Regions from separate parts of the Homo sapiens genome. Here region 2 is linked to region 1. The links are chromatin loops, found by intact Hi-C in ENCODE. Cell type or tissue: HepG2. All regions are shown on one strand. Each heading gives the region's core, and the rest is flanking DNA. Links, peaks and the distances in the headings are about the cores only. Region 1 overlaps ONECUT1 (one cut homeobox 1). Region 2 overlaps LOC107983981 (a long non-coding RNA gene).

Region 1 (11,907 bases), core at 2,205-10,204:
ATGATATATTTGGGAAAGGACAGGGATGATGGAATTACCAGAGATTTTTTATTGTCTCCATTATTCTTTTATGTGTTTTCAAATACTCCACCATAAATTTAATAATGGGATTTTTTAGTTTGAAAAGTTACAAAGTAGTAGTATGTACCATCCCATAGGGAAAAGATTGGAAGGATACACACACACACACACACACACACACACACACACACACACACAGAGGGTTATCTGTGTGGGGTGCTGTGGGTGATTCTTTTATTTTTTTTCTTTATTAGTGTTTTACCCTGCAGCTCCAGCTCAAAGGATGTATATAATACTAATAATTTGCAACAAGAAATGAAGTTATTTATTTATTTATTTATTTATTTTTTGAGACAGAGTTTCGCTCTTGTTGCCCAAGCTGGAGTGCAATGGCTTGATCTTGGCTCATTGCAACCTCCGCCTCCAGGGTTCAAGTGATTCTCCTGCCTCAGCCTCCCAAATAGCTGGGACTACAGGCAAGCGCCACCATGCCCAGCTAATTTTGTATTTTTAGTAGAGACGGGGTTTCACCATGTTGCTTAGGCTGGTCTTGAAATCCTGACCTCACGTGATCCTCCCACCTCGCCCTCCCAAAGTGCTGGGATAACAGGCGTGAGCCACCGCACCTGGCCAGAAGTTACCTTTTAAAAAAGCATTGAAATTAAAACATAAATTAAGAAATAAGATACAAGGTGCTTGAACATGGTAAGTATCAAACAAATGTTAAAAAAAATTTACTAAGGCTATGTCATGACAAAAGCAGAATTCAAAAAAGTATATATAAGCGGTACAATAATTAACTTTTTGGAAAAAATCTCCACCCTTGTGTTGAGGGTAGTGCTCCAAAATGATATTGTAGTTGTGTCTGAGTGTATTTATTACTTTAAAAGAGGAAACTGTATGGTAGATATAATGTTTTATAAGCTTGCATTTTGAACATCTTTCACACATTGAATTGTCTTTCATAAAAGAGCTAGAATAAGAGGTTGAGGTGGGCAGATCACCTGAGGTCAGGAGTTCAAGACCAGCCTGGCTAACATGGCGAAACTCTGTCTCTACTGAAAATACAAATTGTAGCCTGGTGCAGTGGTACACACCTGTAATCCCAGCTACTCGGGAGGCTGAGGCAGGAGAATCACTTGAACCCAGGAGGCGGAGGTTGTAGTGAGCTGAGATTGCGCCACTGCACTCCAGCCTGGGTGACAGAGCAAGACTGTCTAAAAAAAAAAAAAAAGAGCTAGAATAAGCTAGAATAAGGGGACCACCACTGAAGCACTTGGGAGCATTTTCAACCTACGCAGAGGGGTGGTCACCCTGTACTACTTCTCTTTTAATTTCATTACTCAGATAATTGCACTGGGCAGCATCTTCTAGGGAGGCAATTTTCTGGCCAAATAATTAAAAGAAGTAAGAGCCATTTAGTACTTTCCCTAGAAAGTTATCTTTTGGGAGATGGGAGAGGCCCTTGATTATTTTTAAAGAGGAACACACACACACACACACACACACACACACACACACACACTCTTAAAGAGCCATAGACTATCTCTTAAGAATATACAAGAAACTGGTAACAGGGGTTTCTTCTAAGGGAGGGGGACTTGGGGACTTAGGGAATATGATTGGGAGGAAAACTTGTTTTTTTCTGTATACATTTTCATGCTGTTCAAATTAAAATAATGATGTGCATTTAGTATATGTTCAAAATATTTATTAATTAAAAACAATTCTTTAAAAAAGTCTGTTGCTTATGGAACAACTGTGAAAATAACTAGATCGGAGGAAAGTAAAATGTGTTTTCTTATGAAAATATGCTTGCCATTAAACTGATTAGTTTCCATCACAGATAGATTTGTAAGTGACTCAAACCAAGACTTTCCAACATTTGTCTGCCCCACCTACATGTCTGTGCTTCTGTCTACTCTGCTGTTCTCTTTGTTTATAGATAGACAGCTCTTGAGCTACCATTACTGGGGAGTTACTTTTGTTTCTCTAACAGCAGGGATGGATTTGGGCTAACCCCTTCCACTGGTTCTTCAGGGCTCCTTGTACCCAGGGAAGTGGCTGGATGGAATGTGAGTAACCATCACTGCCCACCAACACCGGGAAGTGAAAACTGGACCCAAAGGACCCACAATCTTCACCTCATTAGCATCGTGCTCACATCATGTCTCTCTCAGTAAGTAACAGGTTCCGGTGAGGCAGAAACAATCTAACTGATTGGATGCCTCAAATCTGTACAGAAGCCAGAGAGCCCACCTATCGTAGGAATGTATTTGAGAGGGTGAACTATTCTGAAACATTCCATCTTTATATTGACATCCACATAACCACTCTGCAGCTAAAGGTATATCCAAGCACCCAGCTTCCCATGCCAGAAGCAAGGAGCCTGTTCCATTTCCATTTTCACTCTCCACCATGTCTACTCGACTTTAGAAATAGCTCTCAAATTTTGCCACCCATTTTCTCCACCTTTGCTGACAATGACATATAATCAGACCCTCAGAATCTATTGCCACTTCTAGCTAGTCCCTTGCGACTTTTCCTCCCATTATCTTCCTCTCCAGCATGCTTTCAAAAGCACAAATCTGACCATTTCATTCCACAACAGGTCACAACTTCCTTTGGGCTGCACCAACACACCAGGTCCTTTGTCATCTCCTTTCAGTCTCCTTTCCAGTTTTCCTGGCTGCTCCCACAGAACTTTATTTCTACCCAGATCAGAGACTTTGTCGGTATTTATTTTCCTGCATGCTTCCTCCCTGTGAGCTCCTTCAGGATACAATAAACACCTCATTCCTCTTTCGTGCCCCTGTACTCAGCCTAGTGCCTGGCACATAGGAGGCACCCGATCAGTGTTTGGGCGAATGAAGGAAAACAGACCTTTTGAGTGATGTAACATGGCCATCAGTGGTGCTTCTCAGACTTTAATGGACACAAGAATTTCCTGGGGGTCTTGCTGAAATGCAGATTCAGGTTCAGTAGGTGTGGGGTGGAACCTGAGGGTCTACAGTTCTTACAAGTTCCCAGGTGAGGTCGATGTTGCTGTTTAGGGAGCCACACTTTGAGTAGTGAGGACCTATAGAACATTAATAACTTTTTTAGATGGAGGAGCATGTTGAATCAATTATTCCTCTAAGGATCTTGAAGTTTTGAGTGAACTTTTGATTTCAAAAAGATCAAAAGAAGTAAAAGATTTTATAAACACACACAAACACACAGTTATACAGAGTAAGCTACAGAGCTATAGGTTATTCCAGAAGTAAGTAGGAAAAGGGAGTAAAAATAAGAGTCATCTACCCTTAAATTCTCAATACCATTATTCTAATTTGCCACTTGAATTTATATTAGAATCACCGGGGAAACTTTTTAAGCAGCACATATTCTCCCCCCTTCTCTCCCTCCAATCTGATTTGCTCTTCTAGAGGAATAGGACACCCTCAGTCCATGGCTCCCTACCACTGAAAACCACAGCTTTGGAGAATGCTTTTGTAATTGATGGCAATGTTTTGTGTCACTCAGCTGTGCTGGGAAAGAAACAAGCTTTTAGCTTCATAGTAATTCTGATCTAAGAGCTCTTCTACAAAAGGAGTTTAGCCAGGGCCCCCACGCATGCTGTTGTTCCCTCTTCCTGGAAACTTCTTCCTCCATTTCTGTCCCAAGTCCTACTCATCCTCCAGATCTTCAAAATTGTCCCTTCATCACACCTTAAACTCCTCCTTCCTGGAAAACACACACACACACACACACACACACACACACACACACACAAAAAAACATGTAAAGTTATTTGTTCTCTTCCCTGCTAGACTGTGAGTTCCAAAGAAAAATTGTGTTGTACATTCCATTCCCGGTCCTGAGCACGGAACTTGCTACAGCAGGTGCTCAAATGAGTGAAAAAATTAACTCTTTTTTCCATATTTAATGAAATTCCCTCTTTTACTTATTTTATCCTCCCGTCCAAAAATGGCTGAATGTAATTCCTATGAGAGCTGATATTTAGTATGGGGCTAGAACCTGCTTAAATGACAATAGAGTATGTCTTGAGGTTTGTTTGGTCTGAATTGCTTGGGTTGAGGAATCAGACAAAAACAATGTTTCTACCTCCTCAATGTTAAAAATAAATAATAATCACTGCCTACCAAACAATATGTATCATATATGTAAGATATGAAGCACAAAAACAAAATGAACATCTATGAGTCCACCACTCAATAAAAGAACTAGAACATTAGTTGCCTTGTGAAGCTACAGGGTGTTCTTGCCTCTTATCTCCCTGCCTTCCCCTATCCTCTAAATTTATGTTTATTACTCATTTTTTTAAAAATAGTTTTTATATATCATGATTTATTTATGCATTCCTTGTCAGTGAACGTTTAGGCTTTTTCAGTTTTTCTGCTCTTAGGAACAATGCTGCCAAGAACAGTCTTTGCATGTCTCTAAGAGCATTTATGAATTTACCTATAATATATGCCAAAGGGTAGAATTGCTAGATATATGTAGGTCCAGGTTGAGAAGATGATGCCAAGTCATTGACACTATGTTTTTGTAGTGAAGGTGCCAATTTACTTTCGTTTCCACCAGTAGTGGCTAAGAGTTCCTAATGACCCATATCCTTGCTAACAGCTTGTCTTACTAGAACACAAGCAATGGAATCTCAAGCTGCAGCACTTTGGGGCCAGAAGGCAGAGCTCCTGCCTGGATAGGTTATTTCCTCCTGACCACCTGACAAGGGACTGGCCCCCTGAGGCTTACACTTTGTTGAGACCTGAAACTGCAGACAGAGCACTAAACTTAGAAGAGACTAGGGCCCCAACTAAGCTTCCCCATGGATAGATACATAGTCATCATAGAAGGCAATCAATCATAGAATGTGACACCTGGAAGGGACCCTAAAGCCAAATCCTTCATTCTACATTTATTGAGACTGAGGCCCAGAAAGGTTAAATTACTTGACAATGTCTAAGAGCTAATTACTACAGAAATCTTCCTCTGGGGCACTTTATTCTTAATCCAGAGAGGGTTTTCTTTTTTTTTTTTTTGTAACTGAAGATGGTGTAATACGATCCATTACATTAATAATGACTGTAAATATTCAAATAACTGACTAGTTTATTTAATTAATTAATTTATTTTGAGCTGGAGTCTCGCTGTCGCCCAGGCTGGAGTGCAGTGGTGTGATCTAGGCTCACTGCAACCTCCGCCTCCCAGGTTCAAGTGATTCCCCTACCTCAGCCTCCCGAGTAGCTGGGACTACAGGTGCAGGCCACCACACCCGGCTAATATTTTTTTTTTGTATTTTAGTACAGACAGGGTTTCACCCTGTTGGCCAGGATGGTCTCGATCTCCTGACCTTGTGATCTGCCCGCCTCGGCCTCCCAAAGTGCTGGGACTACAGGCGTGAGCCACCGTGCCTGGCCGACCAGTTTATTTAAAAAAAAAACTTGTTTAACTTAAGTGGCATGAATTTGATAACTTTCATTTCTTTGGTTATAAAGACGGGTGATATTATTCGATGGGATAAAGAAACCAAAATTATAGTTTCAATATGCAAATTTAACTCTCCTAAGAGACACTGGTCTCCTGGGGGATAAACAGTCCCCAATTATCTGATTGATCATTCTTGTCCTTGGATCATTCCCCATACCCACCAGGCAAATACTAGGTGCCTCCTTAAAAAGCCATTTTTGTAAGGAAAACTTTAAATTCATTAAATTTAAAATCATCTTCCCCTTAGGAGCACTCATAATTAGGCTATACTAAGACTCTGGGAACGATCTATGGAGATATGGCAAACTAGCCTCCGTGACTTGACGGTTTCTAATCCACATGCGAATGTGGAAAAATGCCAAAAAGAGACCAATCTTCAGCAGAGGTACTTAGCGCTCTCCAGAGTATGCATAATAACCGAGTGTGGTATATAAGTCTAGGGCAGAGGCATCTGTCTCCATCCATCAGACAGTAAATGTGGAGCTGGGGAGGAAAAGGAGTGCTTCCTAACAGGATGGGTGTTGGTGTGAACAAAGGGGGCTTTTGAAGCCTGTAGTGGAAATTTTCCTTCTGGAGCTGTGTCCTTCAGGAATTCTCTTCCTCCCTATCCCTTCCCATCTGCCTGGTCCTCTCTACACCAAGTCCTCTTTTACCATTTAAACAAATCTTTTGGTTTAACAACGTCTGCAGGCAGATGCTAAAAGCTTTCTGTGAGGCAGCCCTTTTTTAATGTCAGGATGAAACTCAGGAGCTGTTTATTACTCTGGGGTGGGGGGCTTGGAGGGAAAGAACACCAAGTAATTTTGTGCAGGAATGCTGACCAAACAGTACTGAGGTACTTCTGGTTCCAGTTTTCCTCCTAGCAGTCATTTTAATCAGCACTTCCCCCTTTTAATGAGCTGGTAGTGCCATTACATAATCACCCAGCTCACTGGATTAATGATGAAAAGAGGAACTGATTTTTCCAGTTGCATCATTTGAAGTAAATGTTAACTTTCTTTCTGAGTCCTTAGTTAACCGCATTAGTGTGACAAATATGTCTTTGTCTAGCATAAGTAATTAGAATTTAATCACTTTAACTGCATCTTAATTACCCCAAATGAATTGAAAGGACATTTAATAGCAAAGATTAAATTGCCTTAATGAACGATTTTTGTGACTCCATCAATACTCGAATCGCTTTAGCCACTCCTCTCACGCACTTCAGTCGCAGAATCTGCAGCGAGCACAGAGGTCACTAGGTGGCGCGCTTCGCTCGTTTGTTTATTTAATTTTCCCCATTGATCTGTTTTAGAAGACAACAGGAAAGAAAGCAAAAAGCACATAGTTTATTGCGTTCCTTCGATAACCTCTCTTTGGGACTATGAGATCATCACCAGATGTGAAAACGAAAGCAGTGATTTCAGAAACCGTCGATTCTGAATATCCCGTGGCGGCATATGCAAAGGAAGATGAGAAACACATGGTGACTGGAAACATGCAGTGTTTGACAGAAATTGCAAGATGCCCTCTAGACAACTCCCAGCCTATATACTCTGTTTTGGTCAATTTATTACTTTTTAGTGCAGAGCCCTAAAATTTGAGTTACAGGCAATCTTTGAAATAGCAAGGCAGGCACTGATGTGGAGCCAAGAAGTGTAATTGCTGTCCAAGTGCAGATCAGAATGCCAATGCCTGAAGGTATGGGAAGATCTGAGCCCTTGGGCCCCCCTCAAGGCAAGGGACCGAATGGACCAGCCCCACCCACAGGCACATCTAATGAGATAGGTCTTGTCCATCAATAATTGTTTAAGTGAACAAAGGGATGGGAGGCTGGGGTTTCACATCTACTTCTGGCACTTCCTCACATTTTCTGGCTGCTTCTTCAAAAAAGAGTAATAAAAAATCTCTTTTACAAGTCTTGAGTATAAAAGAAATAAGTTTTCATAAGTGACTCTTTTTGAGAGTCCCAAAGGAAAGACACACTTTCTCTAATTTCAAGAGCTTATTATGTAGAGACTTTTGAATCAGTTATTTCCACATTCTGACTCCACTAACCTGGTGCACCTGTCCTGGCAACAGAAGCATGGGATGGAGGATAAAATGTTCTGGGCTTTGGACTGGGAAAGCTGAGCTCAGGGCATCACTGTTTTCCAGTGGTGTTATCACAAGTAAATTATTTAACCTCACTGAAGAGAGCAACAGGGAAAAAAGTGGTAAATACCACTTAGACTAATGGTTCCCAAACTTGGCTGCACATCAAAATCACCTGGGAGTTTATAAAAATCCAATGCCCATGTCACGTCCTGTACCAATTACATCAAAATATCTGAAGCTGCAGCTAGGCATCAGTTTTTTTAAAGGTCTCTAAGTGATTCCAATGTATAGCAAGATTTGGGAACCACTGGTATAAATGTTGAGTCTTCAATGAGAACATCTATGTTCCGATCACAGTACCCAACAAATAGAATGTGCACAAAAAACTTAAGCTTCTTCCTTATCAGTTACTATGACAAATGAGATTGGTTGTACTTTAGGGTCTAGTTCTGTCCAGCTGTTGTCTTATTAAATTGCCTCATCTAAAAGAGAAGAAAATTTCTTTTTTTCTTCAACTTTTATTTTGAGTTCCAGGGTACATGTGCAGGATGTGCAGGTTTTTTACACACGTAAACATGTGCCGTGGTGGTTTGCTGCACAGATCAACCCATCATCTTGGTACTAAGCCCAGCATCTATTAGCTATTAAGAAAAGAAAATTTCTAGAAATTAATTTGTTACAATTTTATGATACCGTAACATCTCTTGGAAGAGACATATGTGGATGCTTCTATAGCAAGACCCTGTGATAAGTAATTTTTATGTTTGTATCAAAATAATCAGATTGTCTTGTGATTGGTCTAGTCACCTAGCCCAATCTTATTATCTCAGGAGGAAATTAAACTTCGTTAGTATTAACATACTTGTATTAAAATAAGAACCTATACAAACCTATTGATAGAAGGTAGGAATTTATGATTGTGCACTAAATCCATTCACATAAGAAATATTTTTCTTTTTACTGGACTCTATGAGACTGACATTTTTTATGTAGAAATAATGTGGCTTTCTTCTCCCAAAGATGCTTATCCATCTTATTCAAATAGAGACACAATGAGAGTATTATTTAATAAATATTTGTTAAATGTTTTCTCCAGCATTATAAGAAATGCACCCTCTAACAACCACAACTTCAGTAACACCTTCCTTCTGTTGCTACCCTAGGTTGGGGGCCATTCAATTTTACCAAGAGTGTGGAAATTCTGCTGTTTTAATGGGGACTGAAAGGAAACTAGTCATTTCTCATTCAAACCATCAAGGCTCCTAGATTGATTTAAAATATTAAGTCGGTGTTTAAATATTCCAATAAATGGACTTTACAAAGAGCACAAGCAATGTCACTTGAGGAACAAGGCCTCAAGCTGAGGAGCAGGATATTGGAGAGCCTCCTTCTTAATTACCCACCTTTATTAGACTTGAGGATTTTCTGTCTTACAAGAAAATCAGAAATAAATTTTATTGGTATGCTCTGTAAGAACGATTTCTTCTGATAACTTGGGGTAGCAGCATTTGTTTGATTAGCTGAATTTGCCATGAATGTGGAAATAATGACATCAAAACAGCTCGTGTAACAACCTCCTTAAAGACCTCGTAGATTAGAGATGACTATAGATTTTCCCCAGCGCGGATCAAAGGGACTGAATTGAACGTTTTAGCTTAATGATCCAACCCCTGTCACACCCACAGGGACGCGAATTCCGATTTTATAAGCAGGTGTGCACGTGCACTCAGATACTCACACAAAGCCGCGTGGAGGGACGAAAAGATCAACCACCCGATCGACGAGGATAGGTTTGATCTTTTCGATTACCTCAGTGTGCCAGTGTATATTCCCGGCTGGGCCTAGCGCCCTAAGAAACTTCGGAACTTTAGCTGTTAATTTTTGTTTTCTTACTATGACTTCCCAAAGACATTCTATCTGCCTACCGGGGCGAAGAGAAATGGGACCAGGCGTCAGGGCGGTGGGACCCTGTCCAGGGTCCTGACTCCGCGCCAGGGCTCCAGACCAGTCGGCCTCCGAAGGCCCTTTCACCCACCCCACACAAGAGGAAACAAAGACTTCTCAGCTCAAGGCCTCAGGGCTGCCTCCTGACTCCGGTCAGTTTGCAGGAAGAGGAAACAACAAAACAAAGGAACCGCCAATCCGCCGGGTATTATATCCCTCAGCTCCAACCTCCGACTTCGGACCGCCAGGGTCACCTTCTCTACGCTGACCCCGCTTTTCTTAAATGAAAACACGCCAACAAAAGCATACTTCGGATACAAAATCCAAGTACGCATCTTTTTTGGGGAGGTTAGAGCTGAGGTGTACTTCGGAAGATGAGAATTTTGTTTTCATGAATTGGGTAACACCCAGGCATTGTTAGGTACCCCGACAGACCCTCTAGATATCCTTCTCTTCCTCCTTCACACTTTCTTCCTATCAAAATAGTTATTGTTTTGAAATTCACTAGAACAACGACGTTCTAAAAACAAAGGCGCAGCAAGCATCCCTTTCTTCGCTGCCGCGGGCTGAACCACGGACGCTCGCGGGTCGCCCAGCCCCGACGGCCCGCAGGGGGCGCGCGCCGCAGCCGCAGCACAGCCCGGCTACCCCCAGAAAGGGAGCCGAATGGAGGGAAGCAGGGAGCGCGGAGGGCTCGAGGCTTGCAGATAAGGAGAGGCGCATCCTGGGATTTGGGTCCTCTGCTGCTACAACACAACCGTGCTATTGTTGGCACTGTCCGACCCAAGTGTCGGTGGTAAGCGGCGATGTCGGGGCTGGGTCTCTAGCAACCGCTGTGCCCTGGGTCAGGCTGGTCGCCCCAGCTACCGGGATCCCTCTCCGGATGCTTCCAGGGCGATAGGTGCTGCACCCATTGACGGGATAGCCGCATACCTCCGAACAGGTAGTGGAGTTCGTCTCTGGCAGGCATCCTAGCTGCGCTGACACCAAGGTCGCCACACAATAGCCATCAGCCCCCCTTAAGCCCCAGAAGTAGGTTTCCCCTGCCCCAGCCATAGCGGTTCCAGTCGTCGCCACGAGCCCACTTCTTATCCCCAAGCGCACCTCCCTCTCCTCACCCGGGTTTATGCCCGTTACACAGAGAGAACTACACAGGGGGAACTATGGTCCTACACCCTCGAGGGGACAGACACCGGCCGTGAGACAGGCACCACGCAGAGCCTTCTGGTGACTGTCCGCAGGAGCGAGACCTTTTTTGGTTTTGCAGTCGGCTAGGTGTGTGTGTGTGAGGGTCCCCAGTTGACTACCGGGATGCACTGCCACTTTTCGGCCTGGCGGGCTCTGGGACTCCTTGGTCTCCGTAGGAGGCCATCCTAGGCCTTCGGAGGAGGCGCTCCCAGCTGGCGGCGCCCCTCGCCCCGGGCTCAGAGGCGGACACGGTCGGTCGCGCCCTGCTGGCCCTTTGTTCGCGCCGCAGCGGGCTGGGAGCAGCTGCGCGACACCAGACCCACAGCGCCAAGACGCGAAGCGCGAGGAAACCGCTGCGCTTGACTCCTTCTCCCCCAACTCTTGGACCCAGGAACGCTTCCAGCTCCTGCGTCCCACACGCCCAGTCCTGGCTTCTCTCCCGGCCCAGAAGTCTTCAAGGATTGAAGGGCTCTGCCTAGGGCCCCGCACTCCTGCCTGACTCCCATGGCCCAGAAAAGCAGGGGGACATTTGAAATGTCACCCCGGGATAAATATTAACAAAAAAGCAAATGGACTTGTGCAGGGGCCAGTTATCAATCAACCAGGCCGCAAGGCCACTCAGGGCAAACACAGCCCAGGTTGGGCTGGGCGAGACTTTCTCATGGCCGCCCCCCGACCGAACCCCTCCCCCCTTGGCTCAGGTCCTTCTTAGGTCGTTCTGGGGCAAACACCGGACGGGAAGGGGGCGCCGCCAACTCCCCCGCGGGGTTTGGAGGTTTCCTCGCCTCCAAGTCCCGCAGGGCAGGGTCGGAGTGCCCAACACCCACCCCCGCCCGAACCTCGGGCCTGCGCGCCGCCTTCCCCTGGGTCCGCGGTGCTGCGCTTGCTGTTGGGTGTGTGTCGCTGTCTCTTTCCGAGCCGGCAGCTCCTGCTGTGTGGCCGAAGCCCTCTGGAATCTTTAATTGGAAACTAATCTTGGTCTTGATAGACGCCCACGTCAGAGGCGCGCCACCCACCCACACCCCCCGCCTCATCCCGGAGGAGACGCGGCGAGAACCCTGTCGCTCTGCTCTTTAATGGGGCAGCAGCAAGTAGTACATGGAGGGAACATATATTGATTTTTAAAAGGTAGTTAATTTGGTGGGAATTTCCTCCTGTCGCCCTTCTTCCACCAGCCGCTGTTATTTC
Region 2 (11,907 bases), core at 2,015-10,014, 290 kb after region 1:
AAGCACCTATGGAGCAATCCAGTTTCTTTAATCTATTACAACTTTTTATATCAAGGTCACCCAATTCTAAGATTTTTATTGACCCTCATTTTCATTTAGCTATATGGACACTTAGCACATTTCTTACTTGCCCCTCCCTGAAATTCTCTTCTCACTTGGAACTTGGGTAGCCAATGGGGTGGTCCCAGACTGAAGGCTGGAAGGCTCAAGACTCTGAAAGGGCTAGTTTCAACTTGAGTCCCAAGGCAGGATGTTTTGAGGTCCCAGCTCGAGGAAGTCAGGCAGGAGGAGTTTCATTCTACTTGTGGAAGGGTCATCCTTTTTGTTCTATTCAGGAATTCAACTGATTGGATGAGGCTCACCCACAGTGGGGAGAGGAATCTGCTTTACTCAGTCCACCAATTCAAATGCTGATCACCTAAAACACACACACCTACCCCCACCCCACACACACCCAGAATAATGTTTGACTAAATATCTGGACCATATTAAAATCAAATGTCTCAAAATTGTACCAAACTTCCAACACTTAAATGTGCATAATTCTAGCAGTGGTGTTTTCATTGTTCCATGTAAAACTGTGAAGATGTCATTGAATCTGCACCTATTTCTTTTCCTTTTCATAGTTAAAAACCAACTTCTCTTGATTCTTCTTTACAAGTCTCTCTCGCAGCATGCCTGTCCTCCTTGCCTTCCTTTTCATTTCTCCTGCCTGTAGAGTAATCCCAGCCCACAGAACCTAACTATTGTTGCTGCTACCCATCAGATTTCATTTAATAAACACTTGCTCTGTGCTAGGTTCTGTACTAAGCACTTTATATATATTATCTCATTTATTTGCTCCCAAAATCCCTTAAAACAGGTATTAGTATCCCGTATTTTGCAGATGAAAAGCAGGTTTGGAGTGGTTAAGTGATCCGTGCAAGGTTTCCTAGCTGGTAAGTAGCAGTGTGAGGATTAAAACCCAGGCCTATCTGAATCTCCAGCATGCCAAACCCTTTTATACTGCCCCCCATGAACTTCATAAAGTTTCTTCCTACTCACGTTTCACGTGGAGTCATTCCCAGTTCCAATCATTTCTATAATCACTGACAGTAAAATCTGGACACATGGCATTTGTTAGTTTCTTTCTCTTCTTAAAAACTTTCAGTACTTCCCTATTGCACAGAGAAATTCATTCCACTGAAGGCTTCCTTAGAGACTTATCTCCTCACCCCTTCCTTCTTCAGTACTTAACCCCACTGAACTTAATCGATTTTTTTGTACATCCATTCCTTCGCTTACTCTTCCTTCCATCTGGTGCAGGTTTCCCTGTCTACTCCAGTGGATACACTTTAATGCATCCTTCCACATCCAGTTCATATATCTTCAACATGGAAAAATACTCCAGGACCTCCACACTTTCTTTTCCCCAATCACAGAACTAAACCTTGGTCCCATAACTTTGGTGAGCATGTAACTTACTTTATTAAAGTTATTTAGTTATCATCCTGTCTTCCCTGTTAGATTATATTTTTTATTCTGATTATTGACAAGCGGAATTTGACAAGGACAGCAGTAGTATCCTGCTCATCCCCAAATTGCATCTCCAGATCTCCTCCTCACTCCTTGAGGACTAAATCAATCATTTCTCCCATTGCTAGGGTGTTTGCCTCTAGCTGAAGACAGCAGCTTACATTTAGTGACTGGTTGGTGTGGGAATACAAAGGTCTGGCATCGCGCTTCAATATGGGCAACTCTGAAGGACCATCCTAGCTCCGGAGCTCCCTTTGAGATTCATTGAGTCCTTTGTTGTCACCGGAGCACCTTCTTTTCTGCCCAGCCATGCTCCCTTCCCTCCTCCACAGGTGTTGATCTAGACAGCACTTCGAATACACGTTCTGCACACAAATCTTCACTTTATGCTTATCTTCCAGAGAACCTGACCTGCGACAGAGAGCTCCGTGCCTGGCTGCCAGCAGTATCTGAGCTGATTGGCAGAAGGAGGCTGGGGTTTGCTGTTCAGGGTGTAGAATTTTTCTTGTTCTCCTCTGCTTTCACTACAGCACTCTTGCTCACTTCTGCATTAAAAGTTTAGATTTTCTTTGGTCTGTTTTTCCATAGAGTAAACCTCTTGGGGGAATAAAAGAGGGCTGGTTGCTTGTCTGCTTCGGAGGGAGCCAGGGAATCTGAATACCTCTTATACTGTCATTCATCCACTTGTCCTGTTTTCAGTTCTTACTCCGCTTTCTTCCATGACACTAGGAGTTTCTAATTCCCGGGCCTTTCCAAGATGCTCTTGGTGGAACTGGCTTAGTTCTTATTCTTCTCTCTTGGTATTTAGCCATCAAATTATCTCTGTTAATTTTTCCAACTTTCCAACTTCCAAAAATTTTTGCTGTCTCCCACTTGCCATTGTCTTCTTCCCGTTTTCTTTACACTTGAAAGTTTGTAATTCTTTTACTCTCCTTTTGGTGGAATTTCTGGAGGAACCAAAGTTGAGCACAGGTGTATAATGTACCATATTCCTGTAACAGGAGTATGGGAGCTTTACATTTGTTGCTAACTTTGGAGCATTTTGATTTTATTTTAAAAGGAAGGCAGCAGTTTCTTAAACAAATTAAAATGTATGGCATTTTAATTTGAAAGTAAATTCTTATTTATTAAGGGAAAATTTGGAGGCTACATAGAGTGCTAGGTTAAAGTCAGCATAGTTTTTTCACCAGAAGAGTGCGAAGGCACCATGAGCCTCTGTCTTACCCAGGCATATGTAGAATCAGAGTCTTGAGCAGGGACTGAGGCTTCCTGTCGGTATTCCTAAGCATCTAAAGAAAAATAAAACCTTTTACCAGTCATTCAAGTGTTTTGTGTCTGCATGTCAAGAACCATTCAGAAGCTCCAAGTATCTGAATATTTGGTGCCCTATAGACAACATATCTCTGTGACTGTCTAAATTTCCCTAATTTAATTTTGATGTTTGGCCTCACAAAGATGCAGCCAAAGCCTGACCAGCTATATCACTGAATATGTCAATTACAGTGGGATCTGAGGGTTGTAAGTTAAAGATCATGCGTTTTTTTTTTTTTTGTTTGTTTTTGTTTTCCCAGACTGTGTTTGATGACCGCAGTCACATTTTGGTGCATGTTAGCCCATGTTTTGAAAACATAAGAGTGTTTTTGAAAAGATAAGGCCTACTTTCTGAAGAGTGGGCGTGTGTACTAGAGGTGGTCGGCAGTGCTGCAGCCTGTCAGTCAAAATCTGCCGGCAATGTCATTCAAGGTCAGAGACCCAGTGAACCACCAATCAAAGTCAGCAGGGCTGCTCATGTTCACTTGTCAGTGTTGGAAAGAGGTCACACGCTCAGTGGTGTGGCTAGTGTGTGAACAATGAGAGTATTTTAGTGGTCAGAAGCACATTCTGCTACCTACCCCCTGGCAATTTCAGGATGCTTGCCTGGGTTTTTCCTATCCTACAGGGATAGAAGGCAGAGTAGTGGAAAAAGCCAACAGTGATTTTATAACTGAGTTATGAATTCCAAATTCTAAAAGCAAACTTGGTAGCTAATTTGACACATAGCTCTGATTAATATCATTTGCTTAGTATCTCTGTCAGTAAGAAAGGATAACATAAAGAAAAACTAGAAATATAATTTTAGATATCTAAAAGAGATATCACCTTTAAACATTTTTTACTTGTTATTCAGTTTGCTTTCCTGCCTTAGCTACCTATTATCTTGTTTAATTTTCACTAGCAAAAACAAGCTTTGCATTTATGGAAAAAATTGGCAATTTTTAGGATGTGCTAACATCACAGATTAAAGCTTGGAAAATTTCAGTTTGATGGCCTAGAAAACAAAGATGACAAAAACGTTAAGCTCTGCCTTTTGGTAGGATCTTGATGGATTTTCAAAACCGAGCCCTCTCTGGAGGTAAAGGGATAATTCATCATCATCAAGAATATTTGCCATTCAAAGTTATTTAAGCAGCAGGAAATACTGGCGTGGGCAGATGTTCAAAGCTCAATCAGAATGTGTCTCCTTGATGGCAAAACCTCCAAAGGAGTCATGTTTTGCTTATTGATGGTAAAATATGCACATATTTCTGTAGATCAACATGCTCCACATAAACACAGACTATTTGGCTAAACATTCAGAATTCACCTGAATATCATATAGATGTAAATGCAAAAACCTGATTTTATGACTTACATTATTTATTAAAATATGTAACTATAGAGTTTTAAAAGTCCATACAAATAAAAGAACAAATAAAGCAAAGGGTATGTATGCTTGGTGTGAGCACTAGAGGTGGAGGTTTTTAAAATATGTAGAATAGTGAAGGTGAAACGCATATTTAGAGTGGTGTTATGGGGCCTGGGGCTTCAGGGTTGGAAAGGCCTTTAGGACTTTCTGTAATTTTGTGGGTGGTGGCATTAAGGTGCTTGTGGAGGAGGCACACATAGTTAATGTCAGATCCAAGTCCTGGCACTGCTTTGGAGTCCTGACGTCTTTCTCTACCAGGCTTGTGGGAATACAGCCTCTTTTCAGATTCACCTGAAAAGGCTTATGGCAGAAGTAAGTTTTCTGAGGCTGCTTACGAGGTGGGAAAAGGAGGGTTTAGACACTGCAGGAATAGTGGATGTAGTAAGGAAATGCTCAGCAGAGGGCTGGGCCATTCAGGTGAAGGAAGCACTGGGTGGTTTACATGGGAGAACCAGGGGCCTATGGTTGCAGAAGGAGTAGTAACGAAAGAGAGGATGCTCAGAATTATCCAGTGAAGCAAAGCAGTTCTCTTTAAAATGAGCTGTCCCTGCTCTAAATTTTGGATTAGAAGTATTCTTAGCTTTCAGTAGCAACACCTTTATACAGGTGAACTGAGGTTTTGAGGGTGATAGGCTCCAGACATAGAAAGTACCTGATTCCAGCTGCAAGGCTTGGCTGGCTTGTTTGATAGCGGAATATGAGAGTGAGATGTGGAGATGTGAGCAAGGGGATACAGATCATGTTTTCCTTCCCTTTCTCTGACACCCTAATCAACACCTCTAGGCTTGGAGGAAAGATTAAAATCCAAGAAAACAAAAGAGGAGTGATTCAAGCATGACTGGTTTCTTTCACAGATGTGGGGGGCTGGCCAAGAGGCACAAGTCAGCCAATTTTCAGCTCTGACAGCAGCTGAGGTCATCAGCTTCCTAATGGCACCCCTTAAGTCCTCCGAGGCCAGGGTGTCCTTTGAACTCAGTGGTTGTTACACTTCCAAAGCTAAGTGGAGAGGGAGAGAAACCTGCAAATTTTGCTGGCCCCTGAGTACACAATTACCTGGCTATTAAGACCTTAGGCTAAGGATGTAGGATTCTCTTATCTTCTCTGACCTGCAAACCAGTAGTTGTTCCTAGCTGACTTATACATATGTGCACATACAATCACACATATATACACTCAATGAGATAGAAAAAGGGAAGGGTAGCCTAACAAAAAGGGCTTCTAGGATGGCAGAAGGACTTTTCTGAGAAAGGCTAATGCCCTGGTTCAAAGGGTGCTTACAATGGTTAGTGAGGACTGTTGAACTGGGAAGGGTTGTCTGTGGGGGACTTTTGTTATGGCTGGATCTAGATCTAAGGGCTGGGTGAGAGCAAGGAGGCTAAGAAATACAAGTAGTCTTGCAATATGCTTTTGAAGGGTGTTTCAGTTCCTGGGGATTCATTGGTCCAGCATTTGTGGAGCTTCAACTTCAGTGGGGGAGAGAGGAGAGGTGTTGTCTTTACTGTTCTATAACCAAACCATTTGGCACGAGGTTATGATATGGGGAGGGAGTGGGGAAGACAGGCTTGGGAACTCTGTGTCAGTGAGAATTCCCAGCAGAGGCAGTATGGTAAATAAGGAAGGTACTTGGAAAACGTCACTAGGATGGAGCATGGTGCACTATTTAAAAATTATATATAGAAAGCTATGTTACATCAGGCAATAAACTATGACTAGTGAGAAACATGTGAGTAATGTTTAAGATGGTCCTTAAGACAAAGCCTGGAACATTTAAATTATTGTGAATTAAAATTTTCAGGATCCTTAATCTACTGAATGTGTTTTGGCTCAAGTGGTAGGCAGTTCAAATAAGAGATAAGAAATAAAATAGTTCTATCAAACTTCTAATTTTATCCATTTTTTATTTTAATTAATTATCTATATATAGCTGTGACAGCAGATGCAATTTAAACCTTGTCCTATACACAAGATGCATCCTGGACTCACACAGCGAATGTGAGACAAGAAGTCCTACCTGGATGACAATATCTGGATTCTTTTTACCTTTGCCCTCCTGGTCCAGGAGTGCTGAGCTCCCTTCCATTATCTGCCCCCCTATGTTACTGTTGATGGTATGGAAAATAGCAGATGGCGTATTACAGAAGCCACCTATGTCACATTCTGCCTTGGGCAGCATGAGGCTTCCCTTTGCAAGGAGATTGCTATTTCTGAGCTGTGTGATAGTTCCTCCCTCCCAAGCTTTATCTTGTCCAGCCTGAGGCTGTGGCCCTCCTGTTCAGCACAGGCAGTTCAGAGGCATGATTAGAAACTTGCTAGGGAACTGGCTTTTGGATTATGGAATAGCAGAGGATTCAGCAGGTGCTAGTGATCAGATCAGGGAAAGCCTGAGGCAGGGAGCCAGCCTAGAGCAAGTAAACACAAGCAGTTGAGTCAGGGCAGTAACTGATCTGGAGAGTGGCCAGTGGCAAGAAGGACTCAAGTGAGAAGAGACAGCTGGTGCAGGGGTGGGGATTATTTGCCAGATTCCAAGGTGTGAGTCAGGCTGAGGTGGCAGTCAAGACATGGCCAGAGCAGAGAGCCGTTTTGGGTTAGGCATGGAAACAGCCTAGCTAGCTCAGTACCCTGGACAGCTCCTGGGTTCAGGTCTCCTGGCAGCTGCCTCTGCAGCTCCATCCTCCTCGGATTGTTAAAGTGGCTTTATGCCAGACTTCTTGTTTATACACGATAAGGCTTGTCTTCAGAGCATTAGTCTAGAGAGCTCCATCCTAGAAGAAAGTGGCCACATATTCTGGCCTGACAGGTAGCTCTATAATTTGTTTGCCCATTCCTTCCTTCCTTCCTTCATTCAATTATTCAGCAAAATCATTAAATCCTACTATGTGCCAGGGCCTCTCCTGGCTGCAAAGACATAACAATGAAAGAGATGCAGCTTTGCATGGCTGCATCTAACTGTTATTGGGGAAGTCAGATATCTAAACAAATAAATAAAAATTCATATAGTGAGGGCAGTTATAGAGATGCACATAATATATTGTGGGAGCATGCAGAAGTTTCACTTGACCCTGAGAGAGTCATGGATGGCTTCCTGGAGGGGTGATCCCCGAGTAGTGTGTCTTGAAGAATGAGAGGGCTTTAGCCAGAGAGAGGAAGAGAAAGTAGTTGGGAGAGAAGGCAAAGCCATTGCACACAGAGGAGCCAACACAAGCAGAGGCAGAAACAGCATGGAGAAAATGTAAGGTATCTTTGGAGGAAAATGTATAAGATGCGGAAGGTTAAGTGATCTCATCTTGGCGCAGGGAAAATCTGTTTTTATCATTGATGGTGTGTTCACCCTCTCTCTTGGCTCACGTTCAGCCTGATACCAAGACACCAACATTTCATTAGGGACATGTGAAAGCCTTTTAAATCCAGATGAGTTGGTGAGACATACTGAGTCTGCATGGATAGCCCTCATTTGCTCCAACATCAAAAATTAACAGAAACCACTCATGTGAATGTGAGAGCAATTCATGCCTGTCAACAACTCCATTGACTGCTCTAACCACTGGCAGGCCTCTTGGAAGCCCCACTGCCCTATTCTTGGTGTGACAGGGAAGGAACAGGATTTCAGCCAGACTTTGGAGGGAGGTAGGGTTTTTGACTGTGGGTGAAAAGAGGAAAGACAGGCTCCTTAGGGGAAATATATGAATAAAACAAAAATGCAAAGAATACAAAGGATAAGGATAGTGAATTTATTGGACTAGAGTGAAAAAAAAGCTTATCCAGTGCTTCAGAGATAGAGAAAACCAGAAAGGTGGGTTGGAACCAGGTGACCATGAGCCACAAAGGCTAGACAGTGTTGAGGCCATTAATGAGAACCAATTGTTGTGCTGTCCAACCCAACCATTTAATTTTTGGTAATATTATTGCTACTTGTGACATTTCTTTCCTTCTTCTCCAGCACATCACCAGTTTCATTTGTTAATTCACTCATCTATTTACTTACTTAAGCTCCTCTGCATCACTATTTTATTAACATCACAGAAGACTCTTGCAAGGGTGGTAACTTGAGTTTCTGTACTGTATATCTATTTTCTTTCTTTTAAAAAAGTAGCATTATTTTCTTTTGATGATTCTTATACAGAAGTCTGTAGGACGTTCTAATTTGCATATATTCGTTAGCATTAGGGCAGGTCAAATTTGAGACTGTGCATGAGGTCAGAGCTCTCATGAATGGGATTAGTGACCTTATAAAAGAGGTTCAAACCTGGGTGCAGTGGCTCACGCCTGTAATCCTAACACTTTGGGAGGCTAAGTGGGGAGGATCACTTGAGCCCAGGAGTTTGAGACCAGCCTGGGCAACATAATGAGACCCTGTCTCTTAAAAAATAATAATTTGATTAAGTGTTTTTAAACTTAAAAAAAAAATTTGAGACTGTGGATTAGGGCAGAGCTGCAGGCCTTTTCTGTCTGTAGCTTCTCACTTTGCCTCAATTCAGCCCCTGTTATTTGATCTGCTGTCTATGAAGGCAGTGTCATGTACAACGGCTGCAGTCTGAATTCTGGTTTTGCCCCTTACTGGCTTTGGGATCTTGGGCATCACTTCCTGAGCACTGGATTCCTAATCTGAACTTCTGAGGTCATTATGAGACTTAAATGAGATAACGTGTGTTAAGTGCTTAACTCGTCTACTCAGCATATTGTAAGTGCTCAGTAAACAGTTGCTATTTATATTATTATCAGAAATTAGCCATTGAGCCATAGACCAGAACTTAGAGAAACCTTTGAGATGGTTGAGGTAGAGGTGAGCAAGGATTAGACACTGTTAACAAGATCTTCTGATCCCTGGCCCAGAGCTTTCTCTAATCAACACCAAGTCCCCACAGCCTTGTCTGTGGCAAGATTTCAACACAACTATTAATGATGTGGGGAAACTTCCTCTGAAATATACAGACCTCTGTTCTAGAGTAAGTGTGTATTTACAGCATCAAGACAGATCATTAACCCAGTCCTCAAAATTAAAGAGCAAGTACAAATCAAAGTAAACCATTGTAAAACTCCATAAGTGATACAAATGCTTCAATAGGCTTTCATTGAAAAGCTCCCAAATTGTGCTAGTGATTTCATAATTGTCAGAATCAGAAATGAAAGAACACTTGAAAATGTGTTCTGCCTTATTTTATCAGTTAGAGAAGATAAGGAAGTATTTTCCAGTGTTTCCTTCCATAGCCCCTCTCTCTTTCTGTCGATCACCACCCTGTCCCCGCATTTATCTATGTGTCTGTTGGTCTAGCTGTCATCTATCTCCAATCCTTGGCTTAATTCTCCAGAGTATATCTGTCACATACTTTTTCTCATGAGGTTAACTGACCAGGGAAACAGTCATTTAGATTTTTTTTGAAACTATATTGCTGGTTGTTTTCTAGGTAAACTCAGTTCCTGGTCTTGAATGAAGGCTACAAATCCTAAAGCTGAGGCTGGCACAGCTTTGAGAAGTGGGGCATATCCTCAATGGAAGTGAATACTTCCTTCCTTGACCTTGCAGCTTAAGTCTCCATCCCTCAATTTTCATTAACTGCCTGGCCCAGTGGATTTTCCTCGAGATATTAATGTCTTCTCTTCACAACAAGACACCAAGCTCTTGAAGAGCATAGGTCCTGCTTTCTTGATGTCATCAGCATTTCCTGACCCAATGTCTTGTATATGCTGGGGCTCACTACATGGAGATTTGACTTCCATCAGGACACTCAATCATTCTTGTCATAGAGACAAGAACAAGGGCATCCCAAGGCAACCACAAAGGCATTGCATTGCATCTTCAGCCACCAGCCACCCTCGGAGAAGTTCTTCCTCCTTGGAACAGAAGTGTTTATCCCATTAGTATAGGGAGATCATATCTGTCCAGTAGCCTCCTTTCTATGCATCTCTGCTTTTCCTAAGAAACAATTAGATATACATTTATAATGTATATAATGATAGGTCAAATTTATTATGTGCCCCTCTCTCCTTCAGGATGTTTACATTTTAACTGTTGAAATAGATCCCATTAAGTTCAGGCAAAAGGAATGAAATGTCAATTATGGGAATTTCAGGCATCAGTAACAGTATGTGTGAGTGTGTGTGTGTGTGTGTGTTTACGTATTGTGGGAGAGGCAGCTGCACAGGGAAGCCAGGAAATGGGACCTTTCTGGCTTTGGAATTTATGCCAGTAGGTGACCCCTTCCCCTCACAAGATATGCATAAGATTGTCCCTTTTCGGTTATGTTTTTGCTTTCCTTTGGCATTCTCCTCCCTTGCAATGAAAGTTTCTTGACATTTTGCTGGCTAAGAAATGATTAAATGGGAAACATTAAAAAGTGGAGACCCTCTTTAGTATCTGTGATTATTTTTTCTTTCCTGGAACACTAAAGAAGGACTCTAGCCTTTGCTTCTGATTCAGTCCCCTTCCTTAGCCAGCCACAGTCAGCGTTTGACTGTCTTGTTCTTTCTGGGATCATCATGTTTCCTGGGGCAGGTCGAGGAGCACTTGATTATGTCTAAGATAGCAGCTGGCAAAGCACCCTGAGCATAGTCAGTTTATTTTAGAGTTTGAGTTATTTTGTTACCTACTCTGGGCCCTGTCTTCTGGAGGGAGTTCACGATCTCTATTCGCAGACTTGACATTTCCTGCCCTTTCCTTCAGTCCCAGCTCTTCTTTCTGTCATTCGTAACTCTGATTCCAGAGTGACCTACTGTGTTTAGGTTTTTATTCTTGTACACTTCACAGTGACATCTTTTATTTTGATATATAGAATCATCCATCTTTAAAGGATTTCTCTAGTATGCCCTGCATCTTCTGTGGAATAGAATTCTCCAAACCACCTCTTCCCTTCTCTCCATTTAGCCTTCTTACAAAGTCTCTTTCATGGCTTTGTCAGGAACCTTTTGCATTTACCTGACTGCTGACCACATTTTCACCTTATTACTGGATCCTTCTCATTCCTCCTCTCTCCATGGGAGCCATGCTCCTGTCATTCTGAATTATTTGAGGTTCCCTGGAAATACCATGCCCTTTCATGCCTCTGAACAGGTTGTCTGTCTGCCTGACATTCCTTCTAGCTCTCCTTTCTTCCTTTCTTCTGCAGACATAATGTCCCTCCTCATCTGATCCTGCTGGGGCACTGCCCATCACTCTGTGAATTCTTATGCAGCCTGCAAGTCTTAGACAATTGCTCCTCTGGGCTTTTTAGACTCTCTTTATGTCATACTATTTCCTTCACCTATAGGCCCTGGTAGAATATATTTCTACTAGCACTTATCACAGGATATTTTAATTATTTATGTGCCTGTGTGTTTGTAGAGCAAAGACCTTGCCTTCTTCAACTCTGTACCTAAACATCTGACCCATTCAAGTCCCTGAATGCATGCATGCATGCATGTACGAACTAAGGTAACACACAGGCTAAACCTGGCTATCTTGATGGCTTCTTAGTGATGGAGTGAGAATTGTAAGGGAGAAGGAAGCCTTGAGTCCTGGCTCAACTCTCCACGTGAGCTTTTCTCTAGGGCGGGAAGCCAAAGACTCCATGGCTCTCCTGAAGCAGACAATTTGGTAAAAAAAAAAAATAGATTACTCGAAAACACATTGAACAAAGTAACAAATTGGTTAAAATGACTGTGTGAACAAAGCATTAAAATTTCAATTCATTGGG

Evidence for each region. A loop is a pair of places that touch in the nucleus more often than their neighbours do. Peaks named below come from ENCODE experiments on the same cell type or tissue, not always from the same donor. Only the 100,000 strongest peaks of a DNase experiment are listed, where the experiment ranks them.
Region 2: it touches region 1 in a loop (17-fold over the local background); 3 of 110 quality-filtered maps call a loop at or near these places.

The regions. Positions count from the first base shown.
Region 1 is chr15:52,773,947-52,785,853 of GRCh38, forward strand. The region is part of intron 1 of ONECUT1 (one cut homeobox 1); the gene reads right to left. Among named protein-coding and RNA genes, the nearest start is that of ONECUT1, 10 kb to the right of the region's middle. RefSeq lists an enhancer at 6,532-6,581. In HepG2, for the core only: a CTCF peak has its summit at 6,745 (motif pointing right); a DNase peak (open chromatin) is centred at 6,755.
Region 2 is chr15:53,065,508-53,077,414 of GRCh38, forward strand. All of the region lies in intron 4 of LOC107983981 (a long non-coding RNA gene), which reads left to right. Among named protein-coding and RNA genes, the nearest start is that of LINC02490, 45 kb to the right of the region's middle. In HepG2, for the core only: no CTCF peak of the experiment used is centred there; a DNase peak (open chromatin) is centred at 6,874.